Linked DNA regions of Homo sapiens: region 2 is linked to region 1. A link is an interaction called in ENCODE POLR2A ChIA-PET data of the cell type or tissue named here. Cell type or tissue: PC-3. All regions are shown on one strand. Each heading gives the region's core, and the rest is flanking DNA. Links, peaks and the distances in the headings are about the cores only.

Evidence for each region. ChIA-PET counts read pairs that join two places held together with the same protein. Peaks named below come from ENCODE experiments on the same cell type or tissue, not always from the same donor. Only the 100,000 strongest peaks of a DNase experiment are listed, where the experiment ranks them.
Region 2: POLR2A ChIA-PET joins it to region 1 with 7 read pairs; 2 of 35 experiments call an interaction of 5 or more read pairs at or near these places.

Annotation. Positions count from the first base shown.
Region 1 is chrX:107,707,304-107,714,743 of GRCh38, forward strand. TSC22D3 (TSC22 domain family member 3) reads right to left here. Exons shown (of 3, transcript NM_198057.3): 3 at 5,918-7,440. The coding sequence ends at 7,216. Among named protein-coding and RNA genes, the nearest start is that of TSC22D3, 65 kb to the right of the region's middle. In PC-3, for the core only: no CTCF peak of the experiment used is centred there; a DNase peak (open chromatin) is centred at 3,878; H3K27ac peaks cover 1,402 bases.
Region 2 is chrX:107,855,439-107,862,878 of GRCh38, forward strand. All of the region lies in intron 3 of MID2 (midline 2), which reads left to right. Among named protein-coding and RNA genes, the nearest start is that of MID2, 33 kb to the left of the region's middle. In PC-3, for the core only: no CTCF peak of the experiment used is centred there; no DNase peak of the experiment used is centred there; H3K27ac peaks cover 537 bases.

The DNA of each region.
Region 1 (7,440 bases), core at 1,422-6,421:
GGAAGGAAGGAAAGAAGGAAGGAAGGAAGGAAGGAAAAGAAGGGGAAATAAAAAGGGAAGAAATAAGGCTGTAGGTGATTCTCTTCCTCTCCAAAATTGCATGGAGTCTTGTGGGTGCTGGGCCACGTATCCATCTTTAAAAGTGGCTATTTCCTCAGCCTTCTTCAAACAGGGTAACTGGATAAGAGCTAGATATGAGGATGAGTAGAATTTGGGGGCTAGAAGCAGAGCTGAGGCCTAGAACAAAGAGGTAACATGTAGGAGTCTCACAGCCAGAGGACTCCTCCTGGCCCCAGTACCCACTAAGCACTTGACTTAGAAACGATCGTGTATAGCCACCTTGTTTTGCAGATTGGAAAACCGAGGTCTAGAGATGCCAATGACTTGTCCAAGGTCATGTAGTTTGCTAGCCAAAGACTAGGACTACAGCCCAGAACTCCTGACTGCCTTTTCCAGGAATACTTCTGCTCCCTCAGCCTTCCTCAAAGTGACTGTCAGTTTAATTTTATAAGATGGTGGGGCTTGTGGTAAGGACTCTGAAGAGAAAATGTCAAAAGAATAGACCAAATGATGGAAACAGGAGATTATCAAGCCTCAGCATTCTCTCCGACTTTCCCTAGCCCTTTTGCCACCTCCATAGCCTGCCTGTCTTCCTACTCCCTGGAACGTAAGGCTGCCCTGGGGACAGCCTCCCAGGGTTGGCTCTGGAGCTCCTGCTCGTCCTCCTCTGTAGCCACTTCTCTGGGGCATCTGTCCGCACACGTCTTCAGCTCCCATGACACACAGACATGCCCGCATCTCGAGCTCTAGCCCTCGACTTCACCTTCACATTTGTCTTTCTATAGGATATTTCCATATGTAAATATGCCTCGCTCAGCCAGAAATCAAAATTGGAATTCATCTTCCCTATGCAAAGCTACAGCCTTTTCCTACCCCCTGTTTCTTTCAGTGCTTCCATAGTCCACCAATCCTCCCGACTCAAAACTTCCATGTCACCAGAGGCTGGGGGAGAAGGAAATGGGGTTGGGGGGTGGTTAGTGTTTAATGGGTATACAGTGCCAGTTTGGGATGATGACAAAGTTCTTGAGAAGGATGGTGGTGATGGTTACACAACAATGTGACCATAATTAATGGCATTGGACTGTACATTTGTAATGGGTGAAAATGGTAAATTCTATGTTATGTCTATTTCACCACAATTAAAAAAAACAAAAACAAAAACCCAAACCCAAAACTCATGTCATCCTTGACTTGTGGCTACCTTGCTGTCTTCTCCCCAGCTTACTTTGCCACCAAGTAATTCTGATTTTTCACCTAGTGGAGATTCCTCAAACTTTCCCATACTCCAGCACCAAGAGGGATTTGTTAAGAGTTATCAATTCCCCAGTCCTACTCGGCTCTTTGGTGTAGGGGTGGAGCATGGAATCCACATTTTAAACTTCCCAACAAACCTGATGTGGGTGGACTGCAGACTGCACTTGGAGAAATAAATACTGCCTCTCAGTGTCTTTTGGCTTTGTCCCTTCCTCTTCCTTCTACTACCCCTATCCCTGCCCCAGCTGGCCCTCATCACCTCACACCTGGATTACAGCAACAGCTGGCCCATCACTAGCCTTTCCCTATTCCAGCCTCTCCAGCTGCCAGGACCCATCTTCTACAAATATCTTTTGCATCACATCACTTCCCTGCTCAGAAGCCTACCATGGCTCCCTGAGACCTCTTAGATTCTATCTAAAGTCACTTGGCTGGGAGCCAGCCAAGTGAGCCTCCCACCCTCCCGCTTACCTTCTTCTCTGTTCACTGCCACCCCTCCCGTGCTCATTAGTCATTTATTTTCCTTGTGTTAGTCCCTCTGCTAGTTTGGGGTGGTCTTTCTTCTATTTCCCCCTTCCCACCATGAGCCCTGGAACACTTCTGGTTACGTTGGAGGAATTATGAAAACTGTTCAGATTCTCTATCCTGCTTCTCAGTGCATTAATCTTGCCTCCCCCCAATGTGGGCTTTGCCATTCACCAGCTGTATGACTTTGGGCAAGTTGCTTAACCTCTCTGTGCCGTAGTGTTTTCATGTTCTCATGTGTAGAATGGTGATCTCAATAGGGCATACCTCATATGTCTGTGGACAGGATTAAGAGTCAACAGATGTAAAAAGTCTTATGACGGTTTCTAGCGTAAAGTAAGTGCCATGTAAGTGTTAGCTATTATTAGTAATTAGTATGATCACCTCCTCTTTCAGCCAGCTCATCTCTGGAAACCATGTCTGCTTGGAATACCTAACTGATCGAGTTCTCTGTTAAACCTTGCCTGATCTTGTGGAGGCGGTTAAGTATTAAGTGTTTGGGTTTCAACAAGCTCCTGTACATGAGATAACCTGAGGAACTGGGCCGTCTACAAAGCTGTAATTATGTCCATTAATTTCTAACCAACTAGGAGGAGAGGTGCTGAGAGTTGAAAGCAAGATTTTCCAGCATAAATAGGATTGATGATGTGGATGATGTGAGGGCAACTTTGCAATAATTTTATCATTTTTTTTTTTAAGACGGAGTTTCGCTCTTGTTGCCCAGGTTGGAGTGCAATGGTGTGATCTTGACTCACTGCAACCTCCGCCTCCTGGGTTCAAGCAATTCTCCTGCCTCAGCCTCCCGAGTAGCTGGGATTACAGGCATGCGCCACCACACTCAGCTAATTTTGTATTTTTAGTAGAGATAGGGTTTCACCATGTTGGCCAGGCTGGTCTCGAACTCCTGACCTCAGGTGATCTGCCCGCCTTGGCCTCCCAAAGTGCTGGGATTGCAGGCGTGAGCCACTGCACCCAGCCAACTTCACAATACCTTAAAGGACAGTGGATCATGCACCTTTTTTCCTATGGTCTTTCTGGAGTCCTTCTGCTGATACTCCAGGTCCCAGAGGCCCTGCCCCTGGCTTCCTTGTCGGAGCCCTCCTGGAACACCCTCCTCTGTGGCCATCCCCAGCTTGAAAGCCTCACACTTTGTGTCCCAAGCAGTCCTTGTCTGGAAATAACCCATCACCCACATTTCTGTTCTAGTCTACTTTTTCTTTAAATTGACAGACACAACTAAAATTGTATGCATTTGTGATGTTTTGAAATATATACACATTGTGGAATGGCTCAATCTAGCTAATTAATATATGCATTGTTGTTTTAGCTTTCAAATCCATGTCTTTGATTTTGTAGTGAATATAATTAATTCCTTTAAGGCCCACTGAATTCACAGCCAGTGTTTGTAATTATGTGTCCTGCCGCCCCCCCCCCGGCCCCGCCCACCCGAGTCTCTCTTTCTCTCTCAATGAATACCAAAAGTTCAAGTACTATAGAGTTGGGGGAGGTTTGAGAATATTTTTGACATAAAAAAAGGGCCCTTATTGTCACTAAGGTTGGGAACCACTGCCCCATGGGACATGTGGGAGCCATGGGAGTAGCACTAAGTTCTCTGGCTCTCAGTTTTCTCGTCTGTCAAATGGAGGTAAATCATAACTGCCTCTTTTTCTAAGGGCAGGAAACAGAATGTTTTGTACTCGGAAGCGGGGCCAGGGAGCAGTGCTCTTGTGATCCTTGCTGCTATGCTGGGAAGCCTCCATGAGGATGAGATGAGAGAATAGATGGGAGGGCACATGCAGAGGTGGCAAAAGCAGGCAGGGGATGCATACTCCTTCAAGCCTCATTATTATTTTCCTCGTTCTGGGTCCAGCTGGACCAGCTGAGCCCAGAAGCCTAAAACCCATGGAAGTCTTTCCAGGAGCAACGTGTTCTTTTGCCTTCCTCCACCCTTAGTCACTTTTCTGTGGAGAAACAACAACAGAAAGCAGCTCCTGTATGTGACTAAGAAACATCTACAAACTTCCTCTTATCTAGCCTAGTAACTGCTGTGGCCTCAGAAGTTGCAGTGTTTGTCTCTGTTTAGTCAGCGTTGCCTAGGAAACAAAGTTGTTCTCTCTTTACCACTATGTGACTGTGGGGCCAGTTTTTTCCCCTTTCTTGTAGAGAAAGGCTTGATGACCAGAGAGGTTTGGGGCGTTGTTGGGCTATTTTCTAGGTTTCCTTTTTTCATCTGCTTTTTCTCATTCAGCTGCAAGTCTGGCATGGGAAGTCTACAGAAGATGAACCAAATAGCCACAAAGTCTCTGAGCTAATTTTGAAAGGTGGGGATTTGGGAGTAAGTGGGGACTGGGAGAGCTGGTCAGGGTGAGGAATGGCTGCCAGGGGGCTTTGAATGCACTCGTTTGAAGTTTGTATCTGTACCAGCAGCTGTGGAATCTGCATGCCATGAACCAGTTGGCAGGTATAGACAATGAACCTGGCATTATGAATAGCAAGGTTGGGAGCAGGTGGGGAAATTGGGATTTGAGAGGCCAGCAAGCAGGAGTTTGCAATGTTCTGAAGGGTTTTGGTGATTAGAAAAGAACAGGTCAGCTGGGTGCAGTGGCGCATGCCTATAATCCCTGCACTCTGGAGGGCCAAGGAGGCAGGTTGCTTGAGTCCAGGAGCTCGAGACCAGCCTGGGCAACATGGCGAAACCTCCATCTCTACTAAAAATACAAAAAAATATATATATTCAGGAGTGGTGGTGCACACCTGTAGCCCCAGCTACTCAGGAGGCTGAGGTGAGGATCATCTGAGCCCAGGGAGTTGAGACTGCAGTGAGCTTTGATGGCCCCACTGCATTCCAGCCTGGGCAACAAGAGTGAGACCCTGTCTCAAAAAAAAAAACCAAAAAAAAAAACCCAAAATGTCAACATGTATGACCTTTACAGAGGAAGAAGCATGTCATTTTGATTACATTTAGGCAGTGGTTGATGTAAGGGGCGGGGGGCAAGATATCTTGGTCACCCTGAGGTTTGTGGCTCAGGAAAATCAAGGAGTTCTGTTTCCCCAATTTCAAGTGGGAAAAGGATAGGTATATATGCTACCAGAAGCTGAGATGGAATGGAGTCACTTGAAGAGAGGTGATCGTTTCCCTTGGGAACATAGTGGGCTTAGAACACAGCTCAGGGTCCAGAGGAAGTTCAGGTTAGGGCGTGGTAAAGGAGACACTAAGCACTCATCAACAACCAATCAGAGAAATGCTAGGTCTCTGGATGCTGGGGACATGGAGCTGGGAAAGGGTGATGGGTGATAATGAACCCCAAAGAGAGGTGGAGGAAGGAATCTGGAGCCAGGAGCCTTAGACTTGGCCCTACCCACGTGGTTGGTGGGTTTGGTGAGAGAACTTTCAGCAGTGTCCCTGAGAACTTTCAGCAGGGACTGAGGATATCTTTCCTTGGCTGGAAGTAAGGGGAAGAGCAAAGGAAAGGGGGGTGGTTTTGCTACCTCATACATTCTCCCTCCTTCTCTTACTAGAGCCTTCTTAGCTCCTTTGCCAAGTCAAGTGTCACATGTGGATTGGTATTAAGGAGAATGCATTAAGTGAGCCCAGTGATGTTTTCAGAAGACAGAAGAGGCCCACGCCTGTTGATTTGGTTCCGCTCTTCTCGCTCCCTCCTATGTATACCCTGCCTGTTTCTTTTGGGCCTTCCTCGGGGTATCTTTCCTCCCAAATCACCCCCTCAAGCTACAGTTGTGTGTTATGAGTCACCTTGCCACTCACTCCGAAGCTCTCATATGAAAGCGGAGCAGGAGAGGGAGGAAGGATCTGGGCTTGAGTCCTAATTCCCGTAATAGCCATGTGACTTTGGGCAAGTCACTTAAACTCGCTGAGTCTCAGTTTCTTTATCCAGACAGTGAGGGCAAACAGCATGTCCTTCATATGAGTATTGTGCAGATGACACGAGATCACGGCTGCAGCATAGGCCTGGCACTGACAGGGTGCTCAAGGGATATTCAGGGGGTCAGCAAAACAGCCCCTACTGGGTGAGGGGCCTCTCCCACCCAGTCCATTTATACTCAGTCAGACACCAAGTTTATTTTTAGAAAAACAGAGCAAAGTTTATTGAAATTTCAAGCTACATTTGGAAAATCAAAATCCAAATCCTGGAACCATACATCAGGATAAGGTGTCAAAAAGTGGAAAGTGTTCACTCTCACAAAACCCGCTACAGACAAGCTTTCTGGGCACACCTCCCAGGCTCCATTGGATCAAAGCCATCCCCTTGTTCATCCCTCATCCACAGTAGGACACCATCCTTCTGTTCACTTGAAAGTTTTCCACAATAATTACAAAACAAAACAAAAAACGTTTTCAAATGACACTGTGAAGCCCAAACTGATCTTCTCTCAACCCCATTCTATGTAGTCAGCACCAGTGAATGGTGGGTTTGGCATTCAAAACAGGACTTCACGTTTCAGTGGACAGCTGGGGAAAGGGTTGCAGCAGCAAGGCATCCGTGGCCGCATTCAGAGGCTGGCCCCCCTCCTTGCCTTTACTCTCGAGTCTTACTTAACCTAAAAGACAAACTGGGTCAACTTGGTAAATGAACACAGTCAAAGACTTAGCCATAAGAGGTAAGGGACCAGTCAATACTCCCAAGGCTGGTTAGGCCCTTCAACATGTAGGTGGATGTGTATATGTATACATCGCTACACTAAGATACAGATCTAGCCCTATGGGTATATATACGCATTTATGGCTATATAGAAAAACTATGCCAATACTAACCAAACAGAACTTTGTAAGCGGTCATCCCAAAGCTGTAATCCCACACTGGGCTGTGCACAAAGCCATGCATTATACCATATTAACCAACAGAAGGCTGACTTGGCTCAATCTCTCCCATCTGTGTCCCCTGCCTTCACGAAACAGAGGAGAAGAGAGAGGTTGCCTCTGCTTAAAACACAAGTGGCTTCTTCATAGGAACAGTCGTTGTCAGGTGAAGCTGTTGAAGATGTCCATGGAGATGAGAAACAGACCCCTTAAACTTTCTGGAGCAAACTGGTGTCACACCTCAAACTACCCTTCTCCTTTGCCAGTTGCAGCTAAGTTGCCCAGGCCCTGGGAGCCCCCAGGGCGCAGTAGCATTAGAGGCTCACTGGCTTGGTGTTACTAGGCCCCATGCAACTCAGCCTCCAGAGACCTGCTCTTGTCAGGGGTCTGTCGCTGGAGTGGACCCAGGTGGCCATGTCCTTAGGACATCTCTTGGCACCAGCTGTGCTAGGTGTAAAGTTCTCCTCGTGAGATGATGCTTGGGGAGCCAAAAACAAACTGGAAAGAACTAGGTAAAACAAGTTTAGTGGCTCTGCCCACCCTGAGGACAGAGCCACTTACACCGCAGAACCACCAGGGGCCTCGGGCACTTGTGGGGATTCGGGAGCTGGCTCTTCAGGGCTCAGACAGGACTGGAACTTCTCCAGCTGCTCTGGGCTTGCCAGGGTCTTCAACAGGGTGTTCTCACGCTCTAGCTGGGAGTTCTTCTCCACCAGCTCTCGGATCTGCTCCTTCAGGATCTCCACCTCCTCTCTCACAGCATACATCAGATGATTCTTCAC
Region 2 (7,440 bases), core at 1,184-6,183, 150 kb after region 1:
TGATTTTGTTGAAGAGCTGATGGTAGGGCTTCAAGTGTAAACAGGGTTGGGTAAAATATTATAGGATTCTTCATGGGCAGTGGTTGGATAAAAATGTTTCTAATTCTATTTAGAACCTGATAGTCTGGTTCTAATCTTACTTGTATGACAGACAAATGTAACAGTTCAAGTTTATTTTATTTCAATTTTATTAAGATCTCATCTCTTAATCCAATCTATAGATTCCTATTTAAGAGACTGTGGAGAATCTTCTTGTAAGGCAAAGAATCCTCTTATTATATGAGTAACCTTCTGACCCCCAATCATTTGGATTTCTTAAAGTATTGAGTTTCTTCAAGTAGAGTGTACTTGTATGATGAGCATACCATAGAAATTTAATCCCTGCTGGGCACTCCATTTGTGGAAGAGAGTGGTGCTCTACGTAGGGTCCATAGAGTACTGGTCAAACTCAGATATGAGACTATAAAATGAAGTGGGGGATTAGGGAAGAAGCATAAGGAATGAAAAGAAAGAGCACTAGAGTGTGATTTGGAAAACTGTGCTCTAGACTTGGCTCTTCCATGAAGTGGTGGTATGAATCTAAGTCATTTAGCTTCTCAGTTTCAGTGTTCTTACCTATAAAATGAAGAGTTGAACTGATAACATGACCTTCGACTTCTTTCTAGGTATCACAGGTCATGATGCTGTGAATGGTAACTTTCTTTATTCTATTCTTTTTCTCTCCTGGCTTATTCTTTCCAAGAAGGGAGAAACAAAATATAAAGTATTTCAAAGTGGCTTTCAGCTAATCAGAATCCCTCTAATGTTCCACTCTGTCAAAGTTTCTCATTATGCTGTTAGATTACAGTATAAGACATCCACACTGGCAAAGGGACAAGGGAGTATTGTAAGCAGGAGACAAGATAAGAGATCCCTTGATTTAGAATTTGCATGATTGAATATAGAGTAACAGCTAATAGTGAATAAAATGTGGTTAGAAATTATAATCACCTTCCTTGTTCTCATCAAAAAGACTATTAAGTACAGAACAAGTTGTAGTGAAAATAGCAAAGTAAGCAGTTTATTTTTATAGCTCATTCACTTTAGGACCTCTCTAAGGTCTCATCTTGCCACTCTGAAGAGCTTATGACCCTGGCCAGCCTCACCCAAACATAGCCTGTTCCAACCTTTCCCAGCCCATCCTGCCAATCAAACCTTTATGTTCAGGGCCCTACTCTTTTTAAGTGACAAGTCTCATAAAACTATCCATCATTGTGTTAATAGGGAAGGAACCACTTTGGCTTTTTAGGTAACAAGCAGTGTTTTAACAGTTCCGTCCTGAAGTTAGTATTCTTGCCTGAGTCTTAATGAGGTGACACTAGTGCTGCCACATGCAAATAGAGTAAGGGGAAAGAGTAGCCCATACAGTAGATATTCAAGAAGTGTTCTTTTATGGATGCTTGCTAAATCCGATCATGTAAGCCACTGTCGGCTCTGGATACACAAAAGGTCTGCTTTTACTAATCCTTTTTTATGCCTGGCATTGTACCAGGTATAAAGAAAACAGCATAGGCACAGTATCTACCCTCTGAGGGCTTACATGCTGCAAAAATCCACCCTGATGTGGATACACATGTGCAAGAAATACAGACAATTGAATATAAACATTAATTGAGAACTGGGAAAGAATAGTGAGATATTGTTGAGAGTGAGAATGTATTTTGGGATTTAACTTCATAGTCTATTGGGTTTAGGATTCTGTCTTTGATGACAGGGACCCTACAGGATGGCTTATGGAAGGCCATTTCTGTCTTCTATGACATCATCCATTCTGAAAGGTTAGGGATGTGCCCTTAACTTCCTCTTTTTTTTTTTTTTTTTGAGATGGAATCTCGCTCTGTTGCCCAGGCTAGAGTGCAGTGGCACAATCTCGGCTCACTGCAACCTCTGCCTCCTAGGTTCAAGTGATTCTCCCGTCTCAGCCTCCCGACTAGCTGGGATTACAGGCACACGCCACCATGCCCGCCTAATTTCTTGTATTTTAGTAGAGACGCGGTTTCACCGTGTTGCCCAGGCTGGTCTTGAACTCCTGAGCTCAGGCAATCCACCCGCCTTGGCCTCCCAAAGTGCTAGGATTACAGGCGTGAGCCACCGGGCCCGGCCAACTTCCTCTTAATAATAACAACGGTGAATCCAGGTTACTTATTATCCTCATTCAACACAGAGCCTGTCTCTCCAAAAGCCTTCAGGACAAACCTCAGGATTAGAAATCTAGTTAATGGAGGGACTTGAGACTTCATAAATGCTTAAAAATACAGTAGAAAATGAAATGTATAGTAGAATACTGTCAGTCATGAAAGTAAGACACTGATGGGTGATTTGGAATTTTTTCATTATATGTAATCCAGATTCATCTATAGGGAATGACTATATTCACAGTGTATACCAGGCATTTCACATTCGGCGGGGGCGGAGGATACCAGCTAAGGCGCTTCTGAGAAAACTGGAATAGGGTATTTTCCTGTCAAACCTGTTCCCCTTCTTTATTGTCTGTAAATGTTTTTGTCACAAATTGCCTTTTCATAAAAGGGCCATAAATACTGCCTCCCTATCATGGTTCTTTCTCCCTGTTCTCTATTCTCCTCAGAAAGTAAACAAAGCTGCAGTCTTCCTATTATAACAGAAACAGAGATTAAGATCACTACAGATTTGTTAGCTGACTTCTATGGTAATGTAGCTTGTTATAATTGCTGCTGAAGGTTTCAGAATTCAGTAGATGGGTGGTTGGAAAATGTTTTCTGCTGCGGCTGGAGAGCATGGGAAGGAGGTAGAGGCAGCTCCAAGACTCCCTTTAATCTAATTAAGGAAGGGCATGCTTTGACCTTGCTATGATAACCACTTGATCTCTATATATAGTTCTTTGTCCTGGCTCATCAGGCATCCTTTGTTTACATTTCCAAAGGAAACCTCTGTATAATGCATAGCCAAGGGAAAATGTATACCAACAGATGAATACTTCCTCTTCGCTTCCAATACTCCATGGTTCTGTGAATAATAGGCATTCTAAAACATAGCGAGGGGCAAATATAGTTAAATACTTAGTAATCAGTTGGTCAACAGCATTTATTGAGCATACGCTGTGTACTCTGTGGTGGGCGATTTGGGGGCTACAAAAGAAATATATGTGGTTGATGACCTCCAGGAACTTTCAGTCTAGTTAGGGAAAACAGTATATAGTGAGAAAGAGTATTTATAGAGCAGCATGCAGTGCAGAAAATACAAATGAATGTAGTATAGCCCTTTCAATTTTACTTATTTAGTCTTGTTCTTAGCTTTTAGGGCACTGAGTAAATTAAAACACTTTCCTGTATATTTTGTGTGCCACCTTTTTCTTCTTTCCAGAACTGCTGTGATACAATGGCTTAATCCATCCCAGAAGCTCCATGGGCAGGTTGATTTCCTTCTGGCTCTTCTCAATCCTTTTAAAGAGCTGGACGGCACTGCTCTTTAGCATTAGGAGAAAGAAGAAAGAAAGGAGATGAGTTGGAAGAGAGGGAGAGGTTTCCCTTAGTCTGGGGAATTTCAGCTTTCTGTCTTGCTACTAGGTCTTAGCTTCATTCACTTTTGGAAGTCTCTCTCTTTAGAGTTCAAACTTCAGATGGGCTGGTATTTTCTTCTTTCTGCTCGTATTGCCCATTGGAAGGATATTTAGTTTGGGAAGGGCAAGAATCTTGGAGTCTATGTAATAGATGTCTGGCTGCTTCTCCAAGCATAAAATATAAATATTTTAAAATAAATTAATTTAAAAAACACTGCTATGGATGATTTCAGCAGATGATCCTTAAATATTTTTGGGTGGTTGAGCTAGAAGAAAGAATAGAATTTAAACCATTAGAGCACAAATACATTTGTTGGTGGAGCCCTCTTTAAGGAGCAGTCAGTGAAATTAGTATAATTGGAAAATTTAATGGAGAAAATGCATTTTAGCCAAATGTTGAAGGAGAAAAAAAATTACTCCCTCTGGAGAGACAGAAAGCAGAGGTATTAGTGGAGGTGTAAATGAGCACATTTTATGGGGAAAATGGTGCCTTAAGCACTGGGTGTATACAGATAAATAGGAAATGGCACCTGCCCTCAAGGAACACACAGACTGGCTGAGAACCTGACAGGTAAAATGGCAAATAGAATGTGAAGTGATAATTACTGTAATGAATGTAAATGCGTGATGACAAGTTAGCATGGAGGAGGAAACACTCAGGCCTGCCTGAGAAACTTAGGAAAGGCTGCAGAATGGAAAAAAAATGAGTTATCTTGAAATAAGAGTAGAATTTTGCCAATAAAAATGAGATAAGGGAGTGAAGGGGACCACATGTGAGAACACAGAAGGGTGATCAGCATGGAGACGTTCAGGGAACTATCAGAAGTTTGGCTTGGCCAGAATGTAAGACATGAGATTGCAAGAGGTGAGTATGGAGAAGTGAGTAGCTTGGGCCCAAATAATAAAGAGCCTTGTAGGCCATGTATAGGTGTTTAGACTTTAACCTGAGAAGTCTGGGGAGCCATGGAAGGATTTTAAGCAGGTGAATAACTGAATAAAATCTGTATTTAAGAAGGATTGCTATGGCTGTAGTATGGAGTATGGAGCAAAGGTCAAGGGTCCAGGGTAAAAAGTGAGGACAAAGAGACCAGTTAGATTTTTACTGATCCAGGGAGAGATGAAGGCCCAGCTTGAGACAGTGGCAGTAGGATTAGGGAAGAAGGGATACATTCAAAACATTTCTAGGAGGTGGATCAGTATTAATTGGTGATCAGTTAATGGGTGAAGGAGTGAGGGAGAAGAAATACTATGATGATCCACAGGGTTCTGGTTTAGGTGACCAAATAGGTCTATGGCCTTTAACTAGGTTAAGAAATATAAAAGGAGTTCTTTTTAGACCTGCAAGGTTTATTGTTCTCTGGGTCAGAAAGGCAGGTAGGAAATGTCCAGTAGAAAGTTGGCTAGCTGGATTTAGAGGTCAAGAGAGAGGTCTGGGAAAGGGATATACTTGGAAGTCATTAGCATCTAAGTAGCACTTAAAGCCATGGAGAATGTATAGATTGAAAAGAGGGCCTGTGACAAATCTCCAGCCCAATTGTTTGTCACTCACAATACAATAACAAACTGACTTTCCAAAAATAAATAGAAAGACGGTGTTGCTTTTGAGGAGATTACTGAAGAATGCTGTGCATTTTGAAAATTAAATATCAAAGTAAATTATTCATTTGTGGAAAAAAATCAAAGGTTTAGGGTATTATTATCTTAAAGACTACAATAATAAGTAACACTTACTGAGGATTTCCTCTGTTCCAGCTGAGTGCTTAATATGTGTTAACTCATTTAATTCTCACAACAGCTCTGTGAGATAGACACTGTTAATACCCCTACTTTACAGATAAACAGAGACAAAGAAATATTTAAGTGTTTTGCCAAGTTCATGCCACTGGTAGGTAAGAGAGTGGGGATTTGAATACAGGCACTTTAGCTCTGGAGCCTGTGCCCCTGACCACTCCATTACGCGTTGTTTTGCAAGACCAAGGTACACGCCACTTGGATGTCTCTTGTTAATCATGGGTGGTTCCTGGACCCATTGTGAGGATGACTTGTAGTGAGCAAGGGGTATGGGATAGGGATGTGAATTCTGAAGGACAGCAAAGGAGAAACAAAGAGCAGTCAAGAGACGAGGAAAACCAACAAAAACAGAGGATCAAAATCTCAGAGGAAGGAGAGGCCTTCAAAATGTGGAAGATTTGATGAGTCAATTGGAGCAGAAGCATAGAAGATTTCATTAGTCATCTTTGAGGGAGAAGGTTCTACGCAAATATGAAGATGGAACATAAATTCAAAGAGGTCAGGAAGAAAGTAAGTTATAAGGAAATGCAGGGCTGGGCGCGGTGACTCATGCCTGTAATCCCAGCACTTTGGGAGGCTGAGGTGGGTGGATCACCTGGGGTCTGGAGGTCAAGACCAGCCTGGCCAACATGGTGAAACCCCATCTCTACAAAAAATACAAAAATTTGCCAGGTGTGGTGGTAGACACATGTAATCCCAGCTACTCAAGGGGCTGAGGCAGGAGAATTGCTTGAACCCAGGAGGTGGAGGTTGCAGTGAGCCGAGATCGTGCCATTGCCCTCCAGCCTGGACGACAAGAGGGAAACTCTGTCTCAAAACAGACAAACAAACAAACAAAAGGAAATGCAGGTTGCAAGAAGTTTGATCACGAAGGTGAAGCAAGAAATAAGGTGGTAGTTATTATCCTTTCGAAGAGCAGAAAAGTCAGACTCATAAATGCTCTGTTTGTGTATTATTCTGCTACTGGTGAGTTAACAGTAGGAATCACTAGATCCACTGCGTTCATCCACATATGCTTCCCTTCCCTCCCTGACTTGGTGTCCAGCTTTATCTCCAACCCAGGACACTGTAGCCTTAGTTTCTACAACTTGCCTGTCCTAAAAATGGTATGTACGTCCTGGGAGGCAGTGTGCTGTGACAGCTTTGGAGTTGGACAGACAGGAGTCATGTTAGCTGTGCAACCTTGAACACATACTTTTTCTGAGCCTCAGTTTCACCATCTATAAAACTTGGACTAATAATACATTGAAGAGAAAGGCAATACATGTAAAGTACCTGCTACTGTGCCTGGCATATATAGTCAAAGCTCAATAAACGGTGGTGGTGGTAATACTAGTCATAGTAGCAGGAGGAGGAGGAGGAGGGAAAGAAGGAGAAAGAGGAAGAGGAGGTGTAATAGCAGGAACAGTTGCTAGTAGCAGTAGTACTAGTAGTAGTAATTTTGGGCACTACACATTTTGCCAGAGATTCCTAGCCCTGACCTCAGGACTTCCAAAGCTTTTTATCACTATCTCTGAGAGTGGGGAGAACAATCATTCCCAAATACTCATAACCAATTTCAAATTTTACATATATCAACTAAAACTTTTCTTGGGAAGAGGGAGTGGTAATGAAATTGCAGCAGCAAAAATATTGGGTACCTTGGCCATGTGACTCCACCTAGCCCACCAGTAACTCTGCAGATGTGATAGACTAAAAAGGGTTATTGTGCTCAATAAGCTGCTAGTTTGCAGTTACTAATTTAAACAAATTTTATTTAGTAAGGAAACATTTACTGCCCTTCTGCAAGAATATCCAAAAGATTCTTCGTGTTGATACTTAAGTAAATTTGCCCATTATCCTGCCCAAATTCTTCTTGATTACTGCCTTTAAGCAAAGCCAAAAGAAAAGTTTTAGGGAGGGTCACATGCTTTCATCTCTAGTAATTTTAAAAAGAGAGAGTTCTATAATTTTGTATTTGCGATTTAAAATGTTTATTAGCAAAAATGTTCTGTGAATATTTTTGTTAGAGATGGAAGAGCAAGGGGAGCAGACTTAAGAGCTCCTGAGAAAGATTTGAACTGCTAGTGTCT